2 separate regions of the Homo sapiens genome follow, and region 1 is linked to region 2. Evidence: read pairs that join two places in POLR2A ChIA-PET (ENCODE). Cell type or tissue: Caco-2. All regions are shown on one strand. Each heading gives the region's core, and the rest is flanking DNA. Links, peaks and the distances in the headings are about the cores only. Region 1 has its middle 48 kb from the start of LINC01108. Region 2 overlaps LOC101928331 (a long non-coding RNA gene).

Region 1 (2,920 bases), core at 221-2,720, 170 kb after region 2:
CTGGGCAGTGGTAGTGAGCACATTGCCCAGTCAGCCCTGTGAACACGAGGTGACACACCTGATACTCTACAGTGTACTGTGCTGCCAGATGATTTTGCCCAACTGTAGGCTAATGTAAGTGTTTGAGCATGCTTAAGGGAGGCTAGGCTAAGCAGTGATGATCAGTAGGTTGGGTATATTAAATGCATTTTCAACTTATGAAGCAATGGGTTTATTGGGATGTAACCCATCATAAGTCAAGGAGCATCTGTATTCTTTTGGAAAGATCCAAGCTTGTGGCCCATACTGATCAATTTGGTGCATCAGCATATTGTTCTATTGCAAAGTTTTGACTTTCAAGTATGCATATGAAAAAAAATGATACTACATATAAAATGTCTGCTAGTCATGTTGGTAATTAAACAGAAAGCAAGCCAACAAATAAAAACCAGCCAATAAATAATGAATGGAGCATGAAAACCAGAAAGCCCAAAGTGACAAAACTGTCAACAGTATTGGACTCTATACTGTAAATGATAATTTTACAATTAAAATAGAATTTTTTTCTTCTGGGACTCAAAGAAAAGTAATGATGGGATAGGATGATGTGTGTTTCCAGGAATGTCTGACATCATAGGCATTTTTGTTGTTTTTCCAACAAAATCTTACCAGAGTAAGTGGGTTACAAAGAGGCAATCTTATCAAAGTTGGGGGACAAGATGTTAAGCCTTGCCTCCATTACACATGCACACACATGTGCATATGAGCCACAGCACATACTCACATGTGATTATAACTGTGCAGTGGCTCTTGAGGAGGCTTCGCAGGGCACAGTCAGAAAATCTCTGCCTTAAGTATTTACCCTGACCGAACCTGAAGCAATAATAGTCGGGTTTGGCTCAGTGCCTAAACTCTAAGTTTGTAATTAGTCCCAGAACAAAAAAAGAAATTCATGAAAAATGAGTTTTGGGAGGGAGGGTGGGAGAAATCTGGTTTGAAATGTCTGTATTTGCTTATGGGGACATGTGCAATTCACTGGGAATCTTGAGTCTTGGATTTAGCTTTGGTTACTAACTGATCTGATGACCTTGAACAAGTTACTTAAGTTCTCATATTTTTCATATTTGTCCCTATTTCCTCGTACTTGTAACCACAGAATTGCAACAAATGATCTCTGTTGACGATCCTTTATGGAGAAGCTGTGTGCTATCCTATGTAGGAAAATATATTCCAAAGACAAACACGAAGGCGCCTAAAAATTCTTTCCCATGAACATTCCATTTACTGGGCAATAAATAAATAGAAGAAAACAAGGTCATTCTGCAAAATACAGCCTGTCATTTTCAATAACTCTTGTCACCTTTCACCAAGCAGTCCCTGCTGGCAGTGGAACCAATTCTTAGATTTAGAAAAAATGTACAGCATGGTGCTTCAACTTCACCAACTGTCTTAAGCTGCCATCCATCCATGGTGAAAAGGAATCCAGCAGTGGGGACCAATCCCAGTGTGATGCTCCAAGGTCTGGCCAACCACTGTATGTGCAGGACCTTGATCCTCTCACTTTCCTGGATTTCCAAGTGGATCAACCATACAGCATGAAAGGCATTATTAGACAAGAGAAGCATGTCATTGGGATGGACCAAAGCCATGTGAAGATGACTTAGAGCTCCATGTACATGCTCAAGCATTCATACACAATTATGTGAGACAACTTGGAAGTACAGAACCCCTTGAAAGGTCCACAAAATATACTCATCACTTTCTTCCCACAGTTATCTTGTCCAGCTCCTGTTGGAGCTCTTTACTTACAGTTTTCCTATTTGTTTAGTTGATGCCTTTCCGCCCATGTCTTCGATTTCCTCTAGTAGAAGCAAGAAGTTTGCTAATCGCACTGTTGTCATTACAGATAATATTGACTATATATTCTGAATGTTGTGGTCAGCCTAATGAAAATGAAGCCCATATAAAAGGCACACAGTCAACAGGCATATTGAAATATGCTTCAAGATGACTCCAGATATGTTTACATATCATTCAACTCATGCTCAACTAAACTATTCCCCCTTTTTTTTTTGGAGACAGGGTCTTACTCTGTTGCCCAGGCTGGAGTGCACTGGCATGATCACGGCTCACTGCAGCCTCAACCTCCCAAACTTAAGTGATCTTCCTACCTCAGCCTCCCAAGTAGCTGGAACTACAGGTTTGTGCCACCACACCTGGCTAATTTTTATATTTTTTGTAGAGACAGGGTTTTCCCATGTTGCCAAGGCTGGTCTCAAACTTCTGAGCCCAAGCAAAGTGCTGGGATCACAGGAATGAGCCACTGTGCCCAGCCTAAACGATCCCCTTTGGGGAAGATCTTTTGAGACATCCTATTATAACAATTCTGGTACTATTAATTTCTGAAATTATTGGATAACCAGTTCTCCTTAATTAGCTTGGCTAACTGAAATTTTCTTATATAAGATTAAGAATGTTCACCTCAACATTGGGTTTTATAGGTTGTATAAGTTCAAGTGAATAAGCAGGGCAGTTTGTGTAATTTAAGTTCATGTTCTATGTGAAGAAAGAAGGAAAATAGGATTTCTTTAAAACAATACTAAAACCTAATTTGATCAATACTAAATTCTAAATCTGTACTCTGTATAGTAAAGCTATACAGGCTATATATAGAGAGAGAGAGGGAGAGAGAGAGAGGAAGAGAGGGAGAGAGAGAGAGGAAGAGAGGGGGCACACGTGACAGAGAGGGCACGAGAGAAAGTGCACAATTAAAAAAAAAAAACTAAAACCAGTCATTTATTCATTCAACATTTATCAAGCAACTACTATGTACCAGGCATTGTTCTAGGTGCAGAGTAGACAGAAAAGAGTAAAACAATCTAATCTTGTGAATTTTTTTGTAACGATATTTTTGACATAGGTAGCACATTGTAGAGAAAAA
Region 2 (2,920 bases), core at 196-2,695:
TCTATTTATTTATTTGCCTTCCCCCCCCCCCCTTCTCCCCCCCAGCACCTTGTTCTTGAAACTTGTCTGGTTCAGCATTTCACTGGCTTGGTTAAGTATCTTGTAAGGAAATCATTTATAATAAAGCTGGTATGCTTGGGTTTATCATTTCTAAGTGCGGGTCAGGATTTAGTTCGCTATGTTAAACTCTCCATGCTGCATGTGATTTGTCAAGCTTTGTCAGGAACAAAAAGTTCCGGGATGTGCAAAGCAGGACTGCTTGGTTTCCATGGAGATACTTCTAGTTAGGCTATGGAAATCCTGAAAAGGCCAGAGGATGAGTGACAATACAAGGATTTAGCGGCTGATCTGAAGAGCCAGACTGAATTAATGAGATTTTTCACAGAGCGTTATTAGCAAGGCTAGCACCGTATGGCTCTTAGGCCCTCGTGTTCTCAGCTGCAGTCTTGGAAAACAGAAATGGAAAGATTTAATTGCTGTTTTTTAAACCCTTTAAGATTATTTTAACCTATAACATTTTAAGGTTGTAATAAAAAATGGGGCTCTTTTTTTCATCACTCAGTTACTGTTATTACTGTGTTTTTGGTGGCAGTTGCCCTCCATGTGCATGGAGATGGGAAATTCAATAGTACTTATTATATTGAGCAGTTAATTCCCACATACTGTGAACACATTACTCTTCAAAGTAGGTTATCTGGCATTCCATTTAGAGCTGAGGGAGAGATACCATGTTGCTGGCTTTATGTCTCCTAGGGCTATATTAATTATTTATTATAGACTGCTGATGTCAACCGTTAACTCAGGCGGGTCAGAGTTTGTACATATATCTAACCAATGTCTGGCTTTTTGGAGTTTGGATGTGGATTTCTGGAAACTAGCAATCTGTGTGTTTTGTGAGTTTAATTCCATGTGCTACCACTGCTGCCGTTAACACCAAAAGGAAAGGAGCTAAGGAGTCTTCTCGGCTATCTTCAGGTAGCAGTTGCCTCCAAAGTTTGGGAGACACACTGTCAGAGGCCTCCTTCTTCTCCCCCGCTCCCAGCCAGCCCACTTTTTTTTTGGTTTGGGCATGAGTCTCGCTTTGTCACTCAAGCAGAGCATGGAGGCACGATCTTGGCTCACTGTAACTTCCGCCTCCCGTGCTCAAGTGATTCTCCTGCCTCAGCCTCCCGAGTAGCTGGGACTACAGGTGCGCATCACCATGCCCGGCGAATTTTTGTAATGTTTTTTTTTTTTTGTAGAGAAGGGGTTTCACCATGTTGACCAGGCTGGTCTCGAACTCCTGGCCTCAAGAGATCCGCCCGCCTAGGCCTCCCAAAGTGCTGGCATTACAGGCGTGAGCCACTGCACCCAGCCTCTTCTCCCTTTCTTTGCAAGGATTAATACCAGAACTCCTAATTCCAGTTCTTTTTTTATTCCCCACAACCGTAGTGAACCCAGCTCTGAGCTTAGAAATTATGGGTGCGATTAGCTGGGTTGCCTTTTCATTTCCCACACGTTCCCTGCGCAAGCTCTCCATAAAATGTCACTATCTGCCACCTCCTGAAACGAGACGTGTGGTGTAGGGGAAGCAGCTCGCCAGGCGCTGCTCTTGCTTGCTGGTTTGCAGAAGGGCACATGCCCATATGTTTCTGGGAGATGTAAAACTATCGTGTTGCTGCTGAGCAATCCACAACAAAAGCACATGCTGCCTGCATTCCCCGGATTCCTGTACAGTAGACTAATCCATTTAATCTCACTGTTAGCTTCCCCGGGCGGGAATTTCACAGTCTCTTTTGATTTAGTGGTTTGTAAAATCTCTGATTAAGTGCCTCTGCCCTCCTGTTATTGTCTCTCTATTCCCTAAATGATTTTGTGGGGAAGAAACCAGTGGAGTTGAAACAAGGGTCAACACACCCTCATCCTTACCTACTTGGTTTTTCTTTATCATTCTTAATTTTTTTAGTTTTATGCACTTTTTTCCCCCTTGACTCTGCTGACATGTGACAGCATTTTGCTTCTTAAATTATAAAATATGCCCTCTACTTTGCCAATTCTTGCTGGGTCCTCCCAGCTGTGTTGATCCCAAGTTTATCTCTTGGCATCTAAGGATCCACTACTCTGTTTGTCTTTAGAAGGGTGGTGATGCGAGCAAAGGTGATGGAAACGACAGACCTGACCTTGAGACCTAGTTCTGTCATTTGCTAGCTGTGTGATTGTGGGCAAGTTGCTTCACCTCTCTGGTCCTAATTTCCTCATTAAAAGTGAACATTAAATGCTATAGCATATAGAAAGTTCCTAAGTGGGCCAGGTGTGGTGGCTTACGCCTGTAATTCCAGCGCTTTGTAAGGCCAAGGTGGGAGGATCACATGAGCCCAGGAGTTTGAGACCAGACTGTGCAACATAGGGAGACCTCATCTCTCCAAAAAATAAAAATAAATTAGCCAGGCATGGTGGTGTGTGCCTGTAGTCCTAGCTCCTCTGGAGGCTGAGGCAGGAGGATCGCTTGAGTCTGCTAGGTCAAGGCTGCAGTGAGCTATGATCATACCACTGCACTCTAGCCTGGGCAACAGAGCAAGATCCTGTCTCTAAAAAATAAATAAAATTAAATTTAAAAAAAGTGCCTACATGCCTGCATATAGTAGATACTCAACAAATTATGATAATAATAGCTATCATTCCTACAAGTGTATGTGTTGTGCACAGCAGTGATTTGACTTGGGGCATTTTACTAAGTCCTTTGATGTGTGTTTTCCTGATGTCTCTGCTTAGATTAAGCTTCTTGAAGTTAAGAGCCCAAGTTTTCTATTTATTTTGTAACTGTTCCCTGCATTTACTTTGTGCTATTTTCCTGCCTGATTCTCTGCCTCTTAAAAATGCCTATCATCATGATAGCAATGCCCAAACTAACTCCAGCTCTACAAATAAAGCTTACACCCTC

What was found. ChIA-PET counts read pairs that join two places held together with the same protein. Peaks named below come from ENCODE experiments on the same cell type or tissue, not always from the same donor. Only the 100,000 strongest peaks of a DNase experiment are listed, where the experiment ranks them.
Region 1: POLR2A ChIA-PET joins it to region 2 with 9 read pairs; 2 of 35 experiments call an interaction of 5 or more read pairs at or near these places.

What each region holds. Positions count from the first base shown.
Region 1 is chr6:14,331,854-14,334,773 of GRCh38, reverse strand. No RefSeq gene overlaps it. Among named protein-coding and RNA genes, the nearest start is that of LINC01108, 48 kb to the right of the region's middle. In Caco-2, for the core only: no CTCF peak of the experiment used is centred there; no DNase peak of the experiment used is centred there.
Region 2 is chr6:14,498,797-14,501,716 of GRCh38, reverse strand. All of the region lies in intron 2 of LOC101928331 (a long non-coding RNA gene), which reads right to left. Among named protein-coding and RNA genes, the nearest start is that of LINC01108, 210 kb to the right of the region's middle. In Caco-2, for the core only: no CTCF peak of the experiment used is centred there; a DNase peak (open chromatin) is centred at 1,696.